Linked DNA regions of Homo sapiens: region 2 is linked to region 1. Evidence: chromatin loops called from intact Hi-C (ENCODE). Cell type or tissue: PC-9. All regions are shown on one strand. Links, peaks and the distances in the headings refer to the core of each region. The heading gives the core; the rest is flanking DNA.

Region 1 (16,744 bases), core at 6,073-8,572:
TGGTGGATGCGGTTGGAGGACAAGGAAAGGCTGGTGACATTGCCACGGGGTGCTGCCATGGAGAAGTGGGGCACAGACTTCAGGAACAGCCAGTTGCAGTTCACCAGGCCGTGGGGCTGGAGCTCACAGGGTAGGAAGGCAGGCAAGGTACCCAGGGCCAGGGTCATGGCCAGCATGATGGCCTGCACCAGGAGAGACAGCGGGTGCAGGGCGCTGCGGCAGAAACCCTGTGGGGGTGGGAGGGCTGTGTGAGTGGCCGGCCCCCAGCTCTACCTCCACCCACTCCACTTCATGGGCATCTTCTAGCATCTTCCAACCCCTCTCTCCAAGCCCTACCTGCAGAAGTTCTTCCTGGCTGCCAAGCCCCATTCCCATCCCCCATGGCTTGTGGGGAACCTGAACTCAGTCTCAGACCCAGTCTTGGACTCAGAATTAGGCTTCAGAACCAGGACTGAGACCTAGAATCCAGACTTATGATCTACAGCTTTCACTTAACCAATCCCTGGCTATACCAGGCCAGGCAAGGTGGCCCACGGCCCCCCCTGGTCTCTCCCCGACTTTCCCTTCCTGCTCCTGAGCAAGGTGGCAGCTGGCTCCCTCCCCTCCAGCTGCCCTGAAATCCGCTCTCTGCCCTCCACCAGCCACCCCACAACCCCTTCCTTTTCCTTCGGCCAAGATTCAGGCAGGTGTGAGAGTCTCCCACTATGGCCCAGGCCGGCTGCCTCCCAGGGACCCTGGCCAGAGGGCACTGCACAGCTCCATCACTCTCTGCCTGCCTCACCTAGCCCGAGAGCCTTTGCCTTATGGGTCAGAACAGATGGAGAGAGGGGTGGCCTGCAAAGTGCCAGACAGAGCCAGCCCCAAGCTACAGGCCCAGTGAGACCCAAACCCAGGCTCCAGCCCCAGCTCCATCAGTGCCTCAGTCTCCTCGTCCCCTCTGGGGGTTTGGGTCTCATTGCTCAGAAGAGGGCTTCAGTGGCTGGGCACGGTGGCTCACACCTGTAATCCCAGCAGTTTGGGAAGCCGAAGTGGGCAGATCACCTGAGGTCTGGAGTTCAAGACCAGCCTGACCAACATGGAGAAACCCTGGCTCTACTAAAAATACAAAATTAGCCAGGCATGGTGGCGCAAGCCATAATCCCAGCTACTTGGGAGGCTGAGGCAGGAGAATCACTTGAACCCGGGAGGTGGAGATTGCAGTGAGCTGAGATCAAGCCACTGCACTCCAGCCTGGGCAACAAGAGCGAAACTCCGTCTCAAAAAAAAAAAAAAAGAAAAAAGAAGAGGGCTTCGGCTCTGAAGTCTTCAGGATTCAGTGAGTGTCCCCAGGGCCATGTGGGTGACAACCCGTCACTGTTGCTTGCAGCTGCCAAGCCCACTTCTTTCCCCACCCCTTCCCAGGATATCCCCTTCCCCAGGGGACTGAGAGCTGTTGTCCTACCATGCTGGGGGGCAGGGGCTTCTCCAGAGGGTCTGGCGGGCAGACTGGACAGCAGCTACAGGGAAGGATGCTTCACACTCGAGGTCCCTTCCCACAGGGGCAGCAGCGGCTCAGAGAATAGAGGAAGTAAGATTTTTATACCAGCCTAGTAGCTCCCCCTCCACTCCACCCTGCCCCCAGTGAGGAGGACAGGGTCCCATGAGTCAAAGGCCATTTGCATAGTCAAATGGCAGACAGCTCCTTCACCCCTTCCTCTTTCCACTCCCCTCTCAGACAGCCTACATCCCATGAGGGCCTCACACCTGTCCTCTACCAAGCCCAGGGAGGAGCTAAGGCCCAGAGCTCAGGCAGAGAGCAGGGAGAGATGGGAATTCTGGATAGCACCAGTAGCGGGTACACCTTGCTGGGCACTCCCCATTCTAAGAGGACACTTCCACCCTCAGGTCTTGGCTCCTGCACCACAGCTGGTGCCCTCAGGACAGCGGCTGCCGACTTGTCCTTTTCTGCCCTTGTAGGCACCATCTCCAGAGTTCTGCAGGGCCTCATGCGTGGAGGGCCAGGGTGTAGCTTGAGCAGGAGGCTAGGCTGCACCTGCCTTCACCACAGCCTTGCAACATCTTCCGGAAACAAGACCTCCTCCTCCACATTCCCAGAGCCCCTGGGGCCCCATCAGAGCACACACCACGTCACTCCAGATGGGGCTCCTAGAGGCCAGGTGTGTGCTGGCCCAGCAGGGCCGCCAGCCAGTCCTCCCCATCAGTTCTTCCCACTCTCCTTCTGATCTAGGTGAGGAGACTCAGATTCCTCGGGCCCAAAGCCTTGGGTGACCCCGGGCCCCTCAGCAAGTTCTGCTGGGTCCACCATGCTGAAGGGTGTGCCCACAGCCCACCGTCCCCATGTCCACCAGCCCCCATCCTCTCTCCTAGACCCATGCAGGTGCCACCTCCCTTCTGGCTGTCCTGCCCTGCTCTCTGCCCTCCAGGGGCTGGTCACATTCAGCCCCTAGAGGGAACTGTTCAAACCTAAGTCACACTAGGTCCCTCCTCTGCTCAGACCCCTCCCTGGCTGACTCTGGAGTCAAAGCCACAGTCCACAGATGGCCAACAAGGCCCTATGGGACCTGCCACCCGCTGTTCCCCTGAGTGCTCTCCAGGCCCACTGGCCTGCTTGCAGTTGACTGTGTAGCCCCTGGGCATTCTCCTGCCTCAGGGCCTTGGGATGTGCTGTTCCCTCTGCCTGAAAACTCCCCCAAGTCTCATATGACCCCTCCTTTGCCTCCATTATGTCTCTGCTCCCATGTCACCCTCTCAACAGGGCCATCCAGCCTTCTTACAAACCTCCCACCCCAGATCTGGCACTCCTGAGCTCCTTTGCCTGGTCTATGTTTCTCTTTGTCCTAACATTTTTTAACTGCTAGCACACCGGATCATTGATCTTTCATGGTTTATTGTATATCGTCTTATTCCCCTGCTGGAATGTCAGCTTCTTAAGGGCAGTGATCTTTTATCTGCATCCCCAGGATCCAGTACAGTGCCCAGCACATAGTAAGTGCTTGATATCTGCTGAATTATGTACACCCAGCAGTCAGCTCTGGGCAGGCACAGAGAGGGTATTTCTGAGTGAAGGCTGAATGAATGAATTAATGAATTGTTGCTGCTGGGAGGAGGCAAGGCTGCACATCTGCCAGCCTGCTCCCCCCAGGCCCACTCTGGGTGGTATCATGGCAGGCAGGCTCCATAGTGCCAGGCATCTGGCTGGCTCAGCAGCAGGGGGCGATGGCATCGTCTTCCTGCCCACCTGGGAGCCAATGTTTCGGCTGGGCAAGGACAAGCCTCCTCTGGGTCTTAGCTAGTCTGGCTCTCCTCTCTACAATTCTAGGGGCTTGAGCAGGGGCTCAGAAAGGCGCCAGGGATAGAATGTTGCCCTGAGCCAGGAAGGAGAGCAGTGCCCACTCAGTAGCTGGGCTGCAGGCATCAACCCCATGCTTCCACTCCTGCCTGCCTGGGGTGGAAGGCACCTGCATTCATTCCCTCCATCCACCTCTCAGAGGGATACACCAAAGCTCGGGCTCCTGTGGAGCCCCAAGCCTGAGACTTTCCCAGAGTCCCTTGGACCAGGGACCCAGACCCCCATACCCAGCAGTGGCCCTGCCTTCTTTGGAGGCAGAAAACCAGAGAGGCCAGTAAGCTGACAGAGGGGTCTGCACACACAGGTACAGACCCACGCACATGGACACACTCAGCTTGGAGACACCGATATCGATGTCCACAGAAAAACTTGTCCTGGCCTCAGCCCAGGGAGGCTGGGAAGCCTTCGAGGAGGAGCCCTTATCCCATGTGGGAGGCTGCATAAAGTCCCTCTCAGAGATCCTTGTCCTAATTCCCCAAACCTGCAAACACGTGACCCCAACACCCCACAGTGTGGCAAAAACGACTTCGCAGATGTGATTAAGTTACCCATCTTGACAGGGGTAGGTGGTGGGGGCAGGGAGGGTGAATGCAATTACAATGTCCCTTATGAAATGGAGACAGAGGGAGATTCGACTACAAAAGGCCATGGGAGCCCAGAGGCTGAGGAAAGCAGAATCAGAGATGTCACCTCTGGCTTTGAAGGTGGAGGAAGGGGCCCCAAGCCAAGGAATACAGCCAGAAAAGGCCAGGAGATGGGTTCTTCTGAGGGGCCCAGACACAGCCAGCCCTGCCAACACCTCAACTTTGGCCCTGTGAGACCCATCTCAGTCTTCCAGCCTCCAGAACTGTAAGAGAATACATTTGAGTTTCTTCGAAGCCACTAAGTTGGTGGTAATTTGTTACGGCAGCCTCAGCAAATGACCATATGCAGATCCCTCATGTCACAGTGGAGGCGCGCCTGCCTCTCCAGCAGGGCTCCTGTTGACTGGGAGACCCGCGTGAGGCTGCACGCCCACTCACAGGCACAGCCTCTCCCACACACCTGGAGGTGGAGTGCTGGGGCTCCACCTCGCAGGCCGGCACTCCCCTCTCCCCTGTTGGGAAAGGACAGTTATATGCACAAGACTGCCCAATTCCCAGGGCCAGAGGCGGTCTCTCAGGGCCAAGCACAAGTCTTGATTTAAAAATATTTTATTCTTTAGAAAATACAGCATTCAACCATCCCAAACTGCAGTGACCCCTGCCCCAGCCCTGACTGACCCCACTTCTTGTGGCCAAAGGTTTCTGGGCTGTGCTGGGACCCTAGTCTCAGCTCCCCGGGAGGCCAGGTTCATGCCAGGCCCCTGACCCAGCCCCCTTAAGCCAGCCAGGCAGGGTCCCCGGACACCCTGGGCACACAGACGAGATGCAGGGACAGCAACAGGGAAGGGTCACAAAATGCCAGCCCGGTGGCCCTCGGACGCTGCAAGTGCGTTCAGCTGCCAGCCCTCCTGACCTCCCAGAAACACTTTCCTGGAGCCCAGGAAGGAGGATGGTGGCAGGGAGCGGAAGGTGGGCAGCCCCACAGTCCACACGTGGCCGGCCCTGCTCCAGCCTCCTAGCTGTCATCCCCATTTTCACCCGGGCCGCGGATGAGGCGCTTATGGCCCCGCTTGCCCCCTGGGCCCTTGGGCTTGGCGAAGGCCTGCTTGAAGGCGTGTTGCTTGGGGTGCACCTCGTCGTAGAGGAACTCTGCCGTCAGCTCTGCCCCATCGCCAATCTCAATCTGCATGGGGCAAGGCAGTGGTCACCCCAATGGGAGGGGCTCTGACACACACCACCCCTGGTAGCCCCCACTCCTGGGGCACCCCTTACTCTCACATCCTAGCCCTGGGGTCTCCTGAGGTCTCCCCTTGATTCCCCACCTGGAATGCCACTCCCAGGAAAGCAAGAGCTTAGGGCCTGCTGCCCTGCATGCCTTGGACTCTGCTCGCTGGGGTCACCTCCTCCCTGTCTCCAGGCCCAGGGAAAGGACATGACATGGTAGCCAGGACTTGGACTTTTCTGAGCCACCGATCAGCTGGGCAGCCTTGGGCCATGCGTGTTGCTCCTTGGGCCTCAGATGCCCTATGATCAACACGACAGCAACGATTCCTGCTCTGCCGTCATCTCAGGACCCCAGCGCCCCACATGGAGATTGGAGTGATAGGGCCTGGGGAGGTGAGGCCCTGGGGAGGGCGCCTACTTTCTTGGCGATCTCCAGATGGAAGTCCTGCTCCACGGAGTCGAGGAGGCGGCTCTTGCAGCTGGAGTAGAGCATTCGCTCCTTGATGCTGCACTTGTACCCCGGCATGGAGTAGATGAACACTGTTGGGGGGCAGGAGGTGAGCCTGGGAGGCCTGAGAAACCTGCTGACCTTCGCACCCAGAGCAGGCCTGCCCCACTGCAGACCAGCCCTGCTCCCACCCAGCCACAGGCTTGGGAGCCCTGCCATGGCCACTCACCTACAGACTCAAGGGGGTCGCCCTCATGGGTGTGCTTGTAGAGGAAGAAGTGGTAGCGGGCAGCATCTCGGGGCACCCGGGAGGGCAGCTGGGCCACATCCGTGGGCTCTGTGTGCACCAGCTCAATGGTTTCCCGCTCTAGGTCCAGCTTCTGCCCAGGGCCAAGGGAAGATGGGAGAGCACCAGGTCGGGGTGGGCCCAGGCCCCTCTCCCCAGGAAGCCCTCAAACAGGATTAGCTGGTGGGCAGGAGCCTGATGTGACCTCCCTCTCCCAAGACTCCCCTGCAATGGCCATCCCTCTATGGGGGTCCCTCTGAAGAGGCCAGTCCTGGGCCCAGCCCCAACTCTGCCCCTTTGAAGGTTGTGCTAGAGAAGGAACTCCCACCAAGGGTAGTCAACGGTAGTGACTCCTGGGACAGGATGGTGTGGAGGGTCACAACCTCAGGGAGATACTGCCACTGGGCCAGCCCATCCTCAGAGGCAAGGCCTCTGGCGGAAGCATCTTGGAAGGGAGGAGCCGTTTTGCTTGAAAGCGGCAGCCGGAACAGCCAGGGCAGAAGGACCCTGCCTAGGGAAACGGGGTGGTCAAGGAGACAACAGAGGGGATCTCTGACAGGAAGGGCCTCGGGGCTGAGGGGTCAGTGTGACCCCAGGGGTATGGGTGGAGGGCGGAATGGGGCAGTGTGCTCACAGGTGTACCTGTGTATGAGCAGGGCCTGGGGACAAGGGACCAGAACACATCTATGTGCACACAGTGTCTGCGCCCCAGGCGGAATAGGTAGGGATCAGGGAGGGGTGGGGTGGACCATGTGTTCCCACAAGCACATGGACGAGCTGAAGGGGACAGACTGCAGGCTGGTGGAGTGGGGACTCCATGTACATCTGCACATGTGCATGGGCAGGAGTAGGGGTGGTGGCAGCATGTGCCAGGGTAGGGAGCAGGCACCCACCATCTGGATGTAGTTGACCATTTTCTGCTTGAGCTGCTGGAGTGCCCGCTGGGCCTCAGGCTGCAGGGGGAAGGCGAGGCCCTGCAGGGTCTGGTGCTTGCTTTCCACACTGATCTCTGTCTTCACCTGTGGGTAGGGGAATGGTGAGGGAGGCCCTCACCGGCCCAAAGCAGGGTGTGGCTCCCAGGCAGCACAGGCTGCCACTGGGCCGATATGACCCTGAGGGCTCAAGGCTGGGGCCTCTGCTCCCCACCCACCTCGTTAATGCGGATCTGCTGGAGCTCTCTCTCAGCCGAGGTCAGCGGGGCAGGTGCCGCACAGGACGACAGGTGTTTCTGGTACCCAGCAAAAGAGAGGTCATCCTGCAGGGGTGGGGGTGAATGCAGAGCCATAAATGGGCACCTGGGGATTGGCTAGAGGAGGCCCACGGAGCACGCCAGCTTGCAGCCCTTGGACTCCCCCAGCGCCCCCATCTTCCTCCCGAAGCTGGCACTAGCTTGCTCTCTGACCCTGCACAGTGACCCCTCTCTGTGGGCCCAGGATTGTGTCCCGGTAAGTCCTGGCTTAGGATTACCTTCACAGTCCCGAAGAGCTCATCCTTGATGTGGCCACCTCCAAACTCCTTTTTCACTGTGGCCCGCGTGGCCGCGTACAGCATCTTCAGCCGCACCTGAAGGGCAAGGGCCAAACCGTAAGAGGCCTCTGGGCAGGGCTGCCTCTCCCGGAACAGACAGGTGCCTCTGGAGGAACTCGGTGGGCTCACTGCGCTGGCACACCTGGCAGAGGGCCAGCCCGGGGCCAGGACGCAGCAGGTGGCCCCCACCAGCAGGGGGAGCCCTCGTCCAGCCTGATCACAGCCTCCGGAGCCAGGCTGATGCCTGGAGAGCAAGAGGTACCCAGGCTGCGGGCACAGGGACTTGACCCTCTCTCAGACTCCCTAGGGCACGGCCTGACAGCTCTTCCCCCACCCTCCAGGGGCAGGCCTGTGTCCCCTCTTGGATCCCCCAGGGCAAGGCCTTGTTGCCTGGCTCAGCCCCAGCTCCCCTCCTCACTTCCCACTGGCCCAGGACTCACGGGGGAGTTATCAGGCGACCAGGCGAGGAAGAGCCATTCGAAGCCCTGAGCATTCTGTGAGTCGAGGCGGTAGAGCAGGTAGCAGGGCTGCTGGGCGTCCAGCAGTGGCAGCACGGCCCTGTCATAGTCCTGATCCCAGCGGCCTACTGGCTCCTGCGAGGCACCCAGCACGAGCTGCTCTGGGGGCAGAGGCCGGATGAGCAGCCGCTCCCAGCTCCCACTGCGCCTCCCGCTGCAGACCTCCAGCCTCGCCGTGGCTGCCCAGCTGGCTCAGAGCCGCCGGCTGCCCCTCACCTTCCCTGGAGCCCCCAGGTCCCAGAAGTGTGAGGCTGTGTGGCTGAATGAGTGAGCAAGGGAAGGCACAAAGCTGCCACCTGGGGGCTGCCCCCCTGCACATCCCCAGCGCGTGCACACACCCCCCCACACACACACACGTGCGCAGATCACCAACACAAACAGCCACACAAAGACACGCAGCCGTCAGCCCCTCACGGACACCACACCCCTGGGTGCTCCCTTGGACCCCATCCCCACCGCACAGCTGCTCAGCCCACAGTCCCCACGAAACTGCCTCCTGCTCGCCTCCTCCCCTGGGGCTCCAGCAGAAGAACCGCAGCAGACTCCCCTCAGGACAAATGTGCTGAGGGGCAGGTCACAGCCCCAGGCCACAGGGACCTACAGGGGTAAAAGCCTCTGGAAAGGAGGAGCAGGGGCTCCTACCAGACCCTGGATAAACAGACATCCTGCGGCTACCTGCCAGCTGCAGTCCCCTCGAAAATGTCACAGATCCTTGCCGGGCGCGGTGGCTCACGCCTATAATCCCAGCACTTTGGGAGGCAGAGGCAGGCGGATCGCCTGAGGTTGGGAGTTCGAGACCACCCTGACCAACATGGAGAAACCCCGTCTCTACTAAAAATACAAAATTAGCTGGGTGTAGTGGCCTGTAATCCCAGCTGCTCGGGAGGCTGAGGTGGGAGAATCGCTTGAACCCAGGAGGCGGAGGTTGTGGTGAGCAGGAGATGGCGCCATTGCACTCCAGCCTGGGCAACAAGAGCGAAACTCCGTCTCAAAAAAAGAAAGAAAATGTCGCAGATCCAAAGCAGCCACCATCTAAGTGCCTAGGCCCCACAGGCCTGCTAGCTCCTTGGCTGAAATGGGGCATCCAGCTGCACTTGTAGACTGGGACCTCATCTGGGCACCAGACACCAGCCTGGGTATACACAGGTCTAGCCTGGAGCAATAACTGGGGCAAAGGGGCAGTCAGCCTGGCTGGGGGTCCTGGTGTCAGTCCACCAGACTCTCCTGATCTGGGCAGGGGCCCCGATGCCTGGACGCCCCAACAGACCAGGCCCTCTGAGGCCTCGGCCTCCTCACCTGCCCACCCAGAACTCAGACAGGATCACAGTCACAGTGACTTTGAGTAGTCACGGCCTGTGTTGGCCCCTACAGCACTGTCAACATTGCTTAATTTGTTGCTAACATTTTCAAACTGGGAAATTTTACATAAGAAGTAGAATTCTCAGCCTCTCTAGAAAAATCAGGCCCTCTGGCCACACTGGAGCCATCCTCAATTGGAGATGGACAGTGGCTGCCCATCGGGGGCCTGGACCCTCCTGGGCAGTCCCAGGTACCCCAACAACTGTCATGCAGAACTGAGATAAAAGTCAATCCAGAGATTCCTCCTGCTTAAAATCTTCAGGGACGGCTGGGCACGGTGGCTTATGCCCGTAATCCCAGCACTTTGGGAGGCCGAGGTGGGCGGATCACGAAGTCAGGAGATTGAGACCATGGTGAAACCCCGTCTCTACTAAAAATACAAAATTAGCCGGGCGCAGTGGTGGTCGCCTGTAGTCCCAGCTACTCGGGAGGCTGAGGCAGGAGAATGGCGTGAACCCGGGAGGCGGAGCTTGCAGTAAGCTGAGATCACACCACTACACTCCAGCCTGGGTGACAGAGCGAAACTCCGTCTCAAAAAAAAAAAAAAAAAAAAAAATCTGCAGGGACATCTTGTCTGGGAGGCAACAGGGAGGGCCGAGGACTGGGGTCAATGAGTACAACTGCCTTTTTAAGGGTGGGGTGGCTGTGGCCTGCCACTCCAGGAAGCCATCACTAATATTCTGCCACAGTGACCCCTGCCCAGTCTCTGAGGGCATCAGAATTTGGACTCCCTGGGCAAAGCACTGCCAAGGCCCTAAAACCTGGAATGGCAGATCCTGCTTTGAGCCAACACAACGCGTGGAAAGCCAGCTGAGCACCAGGCCCATTCAGGCAGCCATCCAAAGTGCCTGCTGCTGAATGGCTAATGAGAAGAGCTGGGAGGACCTCTGGGGAGCCTGGCCCACCCCAGTCCCAAAGTCTGTACCCCTCACCCAAAGGGACAGTCCATTGGCATGGAGGAAAGGTGAAAAAATGTTCTCTGGCCTCTGACCTCCCAATCCTCCTCAGTTTAATCCTCTGCCTCCCCAAACCCTCCCCACTTCAGGCCTCAGCTCAAGTCCCAGTGTCCCCAGCACTGCCCTCTATACAGCTCCCAGGTCCTCAGGGGCAAGGCCAAAGCCCAGCCAAGCCTAGAACCCTCCCATCCTACTCTCAGATGAGCCAGACACTCATCCCTTCTCCCCATCATGGGGGCACTTCCAAGAGAAGGGTGCAGGATCTCCTTAGGTCTCCCCTCGGACAGCAGCTGAGCCAGGCCAGGCCACCAACAAATGAGGCGGGTGGCACCAGCCACAAGGGGCAGTGCTGGATTCACTTATCCCCTGCCCCTCTGCCCAGCCCAGCTCGGCATCCTGGCCAGGCCCATCTGAATATCCATGCAGCCTCTGGGAGGTGGCAGGACCCCAGGACAGGGCTCTATTTGCTGACCCCAGCTTCGGCTTCCTGCTCTGCATAACAGAGGTGACAATTGCGCCCACCTCTGATGCTGCCCTGTGAGGCTCTCCTTTGTCAGGATGGCCTCACACCCATTTCCAGAGTGGGAAATTGAGGTCCCGGCAGGCCAGGGGCCAACATCCTCCTTCCCCCACCCACAGAGGCAGCAGAGTCCACCCCCAAGCCTATACCCTGGCCTGTGAGGGGCACTCACCGTCCTCAATCACAACCTTGATGAGCCGCACAGAGCCAGCCCGTGCCTTGGCAAAGAATTCCTTCAGCTCTTCCGTGGCTATAAGAACAAGAAACATGGTGGGGGATGAGTGGGCAGAGTGGACAGAGACGAGTATGGGGCCTGCTCTGTCCCACAGGGTCTGGTGGCTGAGCTGGGAACCAGGTTAAATACAGCCCCCCATGTGACTGGGAACCTGAGACAGCCACTGAACACAAGCTCCCAAATTTAGCCAGCAGAGGTGGCAGGCGAGTGGCCTGCTGGCTGGGATAGGTCTGGTGATGGGGCGGGGTGGGCAGGGATGGGACAACCCACCAGAAGATGGGCAGGCTCTGGCATAAGCCAGGCCAGCCACAGTGAATAGCCTCCATCTGCCCCCTGCCCCGCAGGATGGCCGAGCTCTGGGCTGGCCTGGACACACTCAGCACAGTCATATACACAGAAAAAAGAACACAGACAAATGCCCCCACTGTGCAATGACCACTATGCCCATTCACACACACACACACACACACACAGCTCAATCCAGCATGTGTGAATGTAACACACAACACGCATGTGTGACAGAGGAGCAGAAATTCAAACACCCTCATACATGAACACATGCTCAGTTGCTCAAACACAAATGGACACGCATGTTTAGATACACAAACACACACAGAGATATAGTCCCCGGCTTGCTAACACGCACACAGGCAGGCAAGTGCAGAGCTTGGCTGAGACGTGTGTGCAGGCAACAGGATGTATCAAAGTGTACACAGAAGCACATGGACACGCATGACACCCATGTGTGCAGCCCCAGTCCCAGCCCTCCAGCCAGGCTGTCTAACCCTGAGACCCCGAGGAGCCACAGCCAGCCCAGATACAGCCCTGTGGGGGGTGGGGGGACAACATGACCTTAACCCTCAGGCAGTTGGGGCAGCTTCCAGGAGAAGGAATGGCTCCCCGAAACTCACTAAGAGACTCCATCTTGGTCAGGTGCGGTGGCTCTCACCTGTAATCCCAGCAATTTGGGAGGCCAAGGCGGGCAGATCACCTGAGGTCAGGAGTTCAAGACCAGCCTGGCCAACATGGCAAAACCCCATCTCTACTAAAAATACAAAAATTAGCCAGGCATGGTAGCACGCACCTGTAATCCCAGCTACTCGGGAGGCTGAGGCAGGAAAATCGCTTGAACCCGGGAGGCGGAGGTTACAGTGAGCTGAGATCACACCATTGCACTCCAGCCTGGGCAACAAGAGTGAAACTCCGCCTCAGAAAAAAAAAAAAAAAAGAGACTCCATCTTGGTCATTGGGCTGTAGAGCTGGAAGGTGAGAGCCAGTGAGTGACCAAGGACCCCAGGGCAGAGGTGAGGACCATGGTGAGAGCTGGGGAGCCATAAGTGGTGGATCTACTAGTGGACAGGGAAACCACCACGGCCCATGTGGGGAAGGGCCCTGCTTGGGTCCCTGGGTGAGCAGGGCTAGGCCAGTGTGACCTTGAGGCTGCCCAAGGGTCAGGGGAATTCCGTCAGGAACACAGCTGGAGGCCTGAGGTCAGAGAATATTTATAGGGCCAGGACTGGGCAACTCAGGGGCGGGGGGGCCTTTAGGAAAACAAACTCTGGTTATGTCCTCAGGTGCCCCCCCTTTGCAGAGTGACCGTTAATCTGAGACCTCAGGCTATGCACCACCCTCCAAGGCCACTGGGTGGGCTGGGGCCCAACTGAGCTCAGCAGACCCTTAGGGCTCAGAGAAACATGGCATGGAACTGTAGGCAGGTGGACACCATCCCACTGGGCCAGGACAGAACTTTCCATCGGCAGATCCCAAGCAGGTCCCTGAGGCCCCAAGCCTGGCCTCTGGGGCTCCACTTCTCCCTCAGCTGTGTGACTCCTGACCTCTCTGAACTTCAGTGTATAAAATGGAAATAATAGCCCCAAACTTGGCAGGGCTGTGGTGAGGGGTAAATGGGAGAAAGGGCTTGGCGATGGTGGCCTCTATTAATAACAATTAATCTTTTATTATGATAATAACAGCAAGCTGACTGTGCTGAGCTGCCCCTTCTACCTGCCCAGACCTTCCCAGAAGGAAGGCCAAGAAGCTCCCCTAAGGGACAGGCCGACGGGCCCCTTCTAGTGTTACCAGGGCAAACTGACACCCCCACAGGGAAAGGCACATCCCTGCCCACCCCAGCCCCAATGCCTGCCCAGCCACCATCAATAATCCAGAGGCCAGGCCTGGGACACCTGAGCCTCTATTATCAATGATTCATGAACACCCTCCCTCCGACTCAAGTGAGCCTCACATTACAGGTCCCTTTCCTGCCTACTCTGCGGTCAGCAGATCCACACCTATGGTCAGGACAGGGCTGGCACCTGGTCCTCCAGGGTGATCTCTGCTGCCAACTTCCCAGGCCAGAAATGGGAAGAAGTGGGCTGCTCACAGGTGGAAGGAGGGCTAGGGGCAGCCCAGTCCCCAGTGACCCCCTCGGTGGGCCTGTCTCACTATGGGAAAGGAGGGAGTGAGGCAGCAGGGAAGGGGTATGGGGTGGCTAACTTCCTGGGATCTCCTCCACCAGGGCTGGAGGCTGGGAGGCAGCAGCTATGACCAGACAAAGGGGAAGGAAGAAGCTGGCCAGGAGGCAGTTCCCTCCTGTGGGGCTGAGTCATGAAGCCTGCCCGCCAGCTCCTCCTGGAGAAAGGCTGGCCCATCTGGGAGCCCTGGCCCTGACCCAGGCCCCTGCCTTCGCGGGGCCAGGGAAACCTTCTCAGGGCAGCCCAGCCACCAAGTGGCCACAACCGCACCAGGATTCAGGTGGTCAGGCAGGTCGATGGTGGCAGCCCCAGGCAGGGGATCCTAGTGTGGTGGGAGGGGTGGCTGATGGCCAAACCCGCCAGGCTGTCTGGGCAAACAGCCCGGGCCTTCCCCACAGGCCAGGCAGCTCTCTCAGGCCAGTGACAGAGGAGGACACTGAGCCCCAGGTAGAGTCAGGGCACCTGGCTCCCAGCCATTGCTTCTCTCACAGCCTGTCCAAGAAGGAAACTGGGACCCCTAGGGGAGGGGAGGGTGTGATGCGGGAATGGTGAAGCTTCCTAGGGCTGGGGGCTGGGGGTGGGAGCTGGCCTGGATTCTTTAGGGCCAGGACTCTCCCCACAAAACCCCATATCTGGACCTCTTCTCTGTCTGCAGCCTGGAGCTGGGATCTTCCAACCAGACTGAGGCAGACTCAGAAAGTCACAGTGGAAAATGGGAGGGAGGTCAGAGGTCAAGGTCAGATAGGCAGCTTTCTCCATCCCACGTAGAAGTCTCTGTTCCGGGTTTTCCCTAGCCTGGGGAGAGTGAGTGTCCTGGGAGGAGCAAAGGTCAGGGCCTTCTCCTAACACACATAAACAAGCCCATTCAAGTCAGACACATGCGGTATATGCATCCTTGGCAAAAATGCACACTGAGACGCGCTCCAACTGTGCACACACACAGACACCCACATACATGTGCACACTGCCATGAAACACTGATGTCTAAAGAGGGTCCTATGCGACCTACAGTGTCCATTCAAACAGTCACTAGTGCCAGTGCATGAATGACCCTAGATGTACACAAGCGAGTCACATCCAGAGGTGCACAGGCAGGACTGTACACGGAAGACGTGTGCACATGCGTGTACACCCACTCCCGGAAAGGAACAAAAATATACAGATGGGCACACACAGCCACATTCATCTCCAGGTAGGCACACAGATACTTCCACCCCAGTTGTGTACGTACACATACACCCACTCCCAGCTATGCACACCACGTCCGTACTCCCCCAGATGTGCCCACCCCAGGCGACCCGCGGCTGCAAAAGAGAACAGGAAGCTTTCTCCCGGCTGGTGTGGGGTGGAGGGAGGGGCCGAGAGCCGGGGGGGGGCGCTTCCGAGAGCCCAGACCGAGGCCCCCTGCCCGCCCGCCATCCGCCCTCACCGTGGATGCCCGTTTGGTGCGCCATGGCTCGGCGCTTCGCTCCGTCCGCGCCGTCGGAGCCCTCCGCTTGACCCTGGCCCGGCAACGCTCGCTGGACCAAGAGAGGTGGAGGATGTGGCGGAGGCTGTCGACCCTCGCGCAGCTTCCCGGGCGGTGCCGCAGGACCCGCCCCCAGCGGCGCCCCGCCCCCGACAGGCGCGGCAGGGAGGCGGGGACTCGGGGCCGCGCGTGCGCGCAGCCTGCGCCTCGGTCCGGGTGGGTCTAAGGATGATGATTGATCCGCCGTGCGCACGCCAGCGCGTTCCTCTGTGGCAGGAGAGGGGGGCCTGCGTGTGACCGAGCGTGCGTGGGAGGACGCGCGTGTGTGTCTGTGCGCCCTGATCACGGTGGTCTGTGGGTGGGGCGGATCGTGCGCGCGCGCCCGATCTGTGCGCCCCAAGCCAGGTGGGTCTCCGAATAGGAGTGGGTCCCAGCGTACACGGGTTTGCACCCAGGAAGGGGTCTGCTTGTGGGTGGGCGCGCCAGCTCTTCCCCAGGGGCCGTTTCTTGAGCGCCTCCCGTGGGGTCCTGGGCACCTCGGGGTGATCATGGCCGCTAGGCTTTGCCCTCACGGGCCTAGGCCCGCCTTCACCCACTAGATGGAGTGTATGGTGGTGAGAGCCCGCCGAGACAATGTGAGGGGCTGCCAGGAGAAGGCGAAGATTGGAAACCTAGAGGGGAGAATGAAACAGCCCAGCAGAGTGGAGGGAAAAGTTTTCTTTCTTTTTCTTTTTCTTTTTTTTTTTTTTTGAGATGGAGTTTCCCTCTTGTTGCCCAGGCTGAAGTGCACTGGCGCGATCTCGGCTCACTGCAACCTCCGCCTCCCGGGTTCACTCCTGCCTCAGCCTCCCGAGTGGTTAGGATTACAGGCATGCACCACCATGCCTGGCTAATTTTGTATTTTTAGTAGAGACGGGGTTTCTCTATGTTGGTCAGTCTGATCTCGAACTCCCGACCTCAGGTGATCTGCCCGCCTCGGACTCCCAAAGCGTTGGAATTACAGGCGTGAGCCACTTACTAGTCCCAGCCAGAAAGGTTTTCTGAGAAGAGGGCACTGCATGTGCAAAGGCCCAGAGGTTGAAAGAGGGCCAGAGCCTGGTGAGGAACTTCCCATGTCCTAATGACCTTCTGTGTCTATATCCAGCAGCCTTGCCTTACTGGTACCAGTACCTGCCTGCTGCTACCAACTAGTCAACATGTGGCATCTTCCAGGCCACTGTGATGAGTCAGGGATGAGCATCTGACTCTGGTTGGTCCAATCAGCTTGTCCAGGGACTTTGGCTGGGAAGATTGGAAAGGAGGCCAGCTTTTTGGGCTGGGGTTGCTGAGAGATGTGATGATGAAATGTGTGGCCTACCTGGCATCTGGCCCCAGCTTCAGCTCCATTTACTGTCTTGCTCCCCACCCTCACTAGCCTGCATTGAGGCCTCCTCTGTGCCCCCCAACCCCTGAGTTTCTCATCCCCAGAGAGCCCAGCTACACAGAATTGAAGGGTTTTCTCATTCATCTTCCTGCGCTCACCCTGAAGACTGGGCCTATGTCATCTGCTAACCACTGTCCCCCCAGCACTCACAGTGGAAAATGGAGTGTTATGCAGCCCTGCAGCTTGCCTTCTAGAACAGTTCACAGGCAAGGCCTCCCACACTGAACCCTGCTACAGCCAGATGGTGCCAGCAACACAGAGCTACTTGTTACATCAGCTCAGACTAAGCCACACCCACAGGAGCATCTGGTGATTCCACAGAACCACAAGAGACTTGACCTCCTGGAAATGAATTAACCAAGATTAATGAAAAAGA
Region 2 (2,500 bases), core at 1-2,500, 150 kb after region 1:
CCCCTGATAGAACTCCAGAGATCACAGATGGGGGTGTAGATTTGCCTGGTCCAGCCTGAGACGGTGACAGTCCCAACATTTCCCTACCAGCTGTGCTGAGGCCTTGGGCCCTGTCTCCCCCTAGATCCAGCCTCTGAGGGGGAACCACCTCAGGGCTCTCAGAGAGAGGCAGGTCATGGGGGCTGTGAAAAGACCACTGGGCCAAGAGCTGGGAGACAGCTAGGTCCAAGTTCAAAGCCAGCCCAGCCCTTGACAGCTATGTGAACTTGAACTAACCCCTGGACTTCCCTGGGCCTGGGGTTTTTCATCTGCACAAAAGGTGACCTCGACCTGGAGGTCGTGAGGCTCATAGAGTGAATGTGAGAGGCATGGAGGTTCCTGCTGTGGCCCCCTCCTCGGCCCAGGTTGCAGTGGCTGTGGGCACCCAGTCCCTGTCTTTCCTGGGGCCTCTACCAGGCCGGCATCCATGGTCTTCCTCCCCCAGATCCAGGTCTGTGTGTACATCCACCAGTCGGTGTCCAAGAAGTGCATCGAGTACCTGGCAGAGCTGACCCGCCACAACTATGTGACCCCCAAGAGCTACTTGGAGCTGCTTCATATTTTCTCCATCCTCATCGGGCAGAAGAAACTGGAGCTGAAAACTGCCAAGAACCGCATGAAGAGCGGCCTCGACAAGGTGGGCCCAGGCGAGTCCCCGTGGACAAGGTCAGCTGCCTGCAGGCTGCCTGCTCACTCAGCCCTGACTCCAGGGTGACACCATGCTCCGCCTTTCAAACTGCAGCCCACGACGTTGAAGTGGGTGGCTTCCCCCCTCATCAAAAGAACAAAAGTTGCCAGTCAAGGGCCAGGCCAAAGCGTGGCACCCCACAGATATTTGGGGGACTGATGCCCTTCCTCTGGGGTCGGCTGGGCAATGTGGGGGCCACCGAAGCTGCCGGCCACAGCTTCTCTCTCATGAATGAGGGCGGCCCAGCAGGCCCTGTGCTCTCTCTGTCCCTGCCACACCTGTTTTCCTGTCTCTGCCCTGACCCCTAGCTGCTGCGCACTTCTGAGGATGTAGCCAAGATGCAGGAGGACCTGGAGAGTATGCACCCCCTGCTGGAGGAGGCTGCCAAGGACACCATGCTCACCATGGAGCAGATCAAGGTTGGGGTGCTCCCGAGCCCCTCCCCAATGCCTGACTCTGAGGAAGCTCGGCACCCCCACACAGGCGCAGGCTCGCTAGCTGCCTGGCCACTGCAAGTCATCTGGCCTCCGTGTGCCCCAGCTTCCTCAATCAGTAGCCATCCATTTTGTCATGGAATGTTTGCCCAGTAGCTCTTCTATGCCAGGCACTGCACTGGGCAGGGGGTCGGTGAGGAGCAAGGCAGAGGAATCTGAACGATTCCAATAACCACAACCCGGAGTCTGCCCAGCACAGGGCCCCATGTTGGAGGGCCCGATCCTCATGGCAGACCTTGCAGTTTGTGTATTCCTTATGACAGCTTTCTGGAAGGAATAGTCAAGTGTCCTGCTCGGCAAAGTCAGTGCATTGCAAAACTTCCCAGTAGATAGAAAGAAGCTAGAAGAAAGGCAGGAGGAGGGTCTTTCTCTGTCTTGCATGAAGGTGCCTGCAGGCTTAGGGGGCCCTGCCTGTGGGGCACTTACATCCAAACTTGTAAGGCCCCAAGCCACACGCCAGGCCCATGGTGAGCACTCAGGAGGTGGAAGGGGCTCCTGGTATTCCCAGACCTCTCTGGCCTGTCACAGCTGGAGGGCCCTTGGAGAACAGGGCACCCCAACTCTCCTTCCATCTGGGGAGACTAAGATGCAGAGAAGAGAAAAGGGGGGAGGACATCCCTATGTCTCCCATCCCCAGGTGGATACGGCCATCGCCGAGGAGACCCGGAATTCAGTGCAGACAGAGGAGATCAAAGCCAATGAGAAGGCCAAGAAGGCACAAGCTATTGCTGACGATGCCCAGAAGGACCTGGACGAGGCGTTGCCAGCCCTGGATGCGGCTCTGGCCAGCCTGCGCAACCTCAACAAGAACGATGTGACCGAGGTGGGCAGCAGGGCATCTCCTGGCATTCCCTCTCATATGCCTCTGTCCTCAAGCCTTCCCTCTGCACATCCCCTGGGACCCAGCAGCCTGCCCCACCCTCCTCATTCCAGCCCCCAGGGCCCAAGTAGGAGCATGGGCACCTGGGTTGGGGAACAGAAGGAACTGTGGGCTGAGGCCAACCTCGGTGGATCTCTGGATATGCCCGTGTCCTGTGGTAGTAGAGACTTGGTTGGTAGGGCCAACCTTTCTGGCAGGGTCCCTGCCGAGGGGTGCCCACTGGGTCTGAGTCTTCCCCACTTGGTGGCTGGGCCTGCAGGTACGTGCCATGCAGCGGCCACCCCCGGGTGTGAAACTGGTCATAGAAGCTGTGTGCATTATGAAAGGCATCAAGCCCAAGAAGGTGCCTGGAGAAAAGCCAGGCACCAAGGTGGATGACTACTGGGAGCCTGGCAAGGG

What was found. Hi-C counts contacts between places; a loop is a spot of excess contacts. Peaks named below come from ENCODE experiments on the same cell type or tissue, not always from the same donor. Only the 100,000 strongest peaks of a DNase experiment are listed, where the experiment ranks them.
Region 2: a loop joins it to region 1, with 8 times the contacts of the local background. A loop is called at or near these places in 5 of 110 quality-filtered maps.

What each region holds. Positions count from the first base shown.
Region 1 is chr3:52,224,086-52,240,829 of GRCh38, forward strand. TWF2 (twinfilin actin binding protein 2) reads right to left here and starts at 15,073. Exons shown (of 9, transcript NM_007284.4): 1 at 14,907-15,073; 2 at 10,944-11,021; 3 at 7,859-8,037; 4 at 7,359-7,454; 5 at 7,042-7,146; 6 at 6,785-6,910; 7 at 5,835-5,985; 8 at 5,576-5,697; 9 at 4,527-5,116. The coding sequence starts at 14,931. The coding sequence ends at 4,949. TLR9 (toll like receptor 9) reads right to left here and starts at 1,560. Exons shown (of 2, transcript NM_017442.4): 1 at 1,442-1,560; 2 at 1-227. The coding sequence starts at 1,444. It overlaps TWF2-DT (TWF2 divergent transcript), which reads left to right and starts at 15,153. Exons shown (of 2, transcript NR_135307.1): 1 at 15,153-15,350; 2 at 16,090-16,744. RefSeq lists enhancers at 1,340-1,439, 1,692-2,193, 1,950-2,039, 2,194-2,693, 12,664-13,205 and 3 more and silencers at 7,610-7,819, 14,716-15,235. In PC-9, for the core only: CTCF peaks have their summits at 7,567 (motif pointing right) and 7,776; no DNase peak of the experiment used is centred there.
Region 2 is chr3:52,384,302-52,386,801 of GRCh38, forward strand. It overlaps DNAH1 (dynein axonemal heavy chain 1), which reads left to right. Exons shown (of 78, transcript NM_015512.5): 53 at 485-676; 54 at 1,036-1,146; 55 at 1,859-2,044; 56 at 2,361-2,500. Among named protein-coding and RNA genes, the nearest start is that of BAP1, 24 kb to the right of the region's middle. In PC-9, for the core only: CTCF peaks have their summits at 1,121 (motif pointing left) and 1,320; a DNase peak (open chromatin) is centred at 1,080.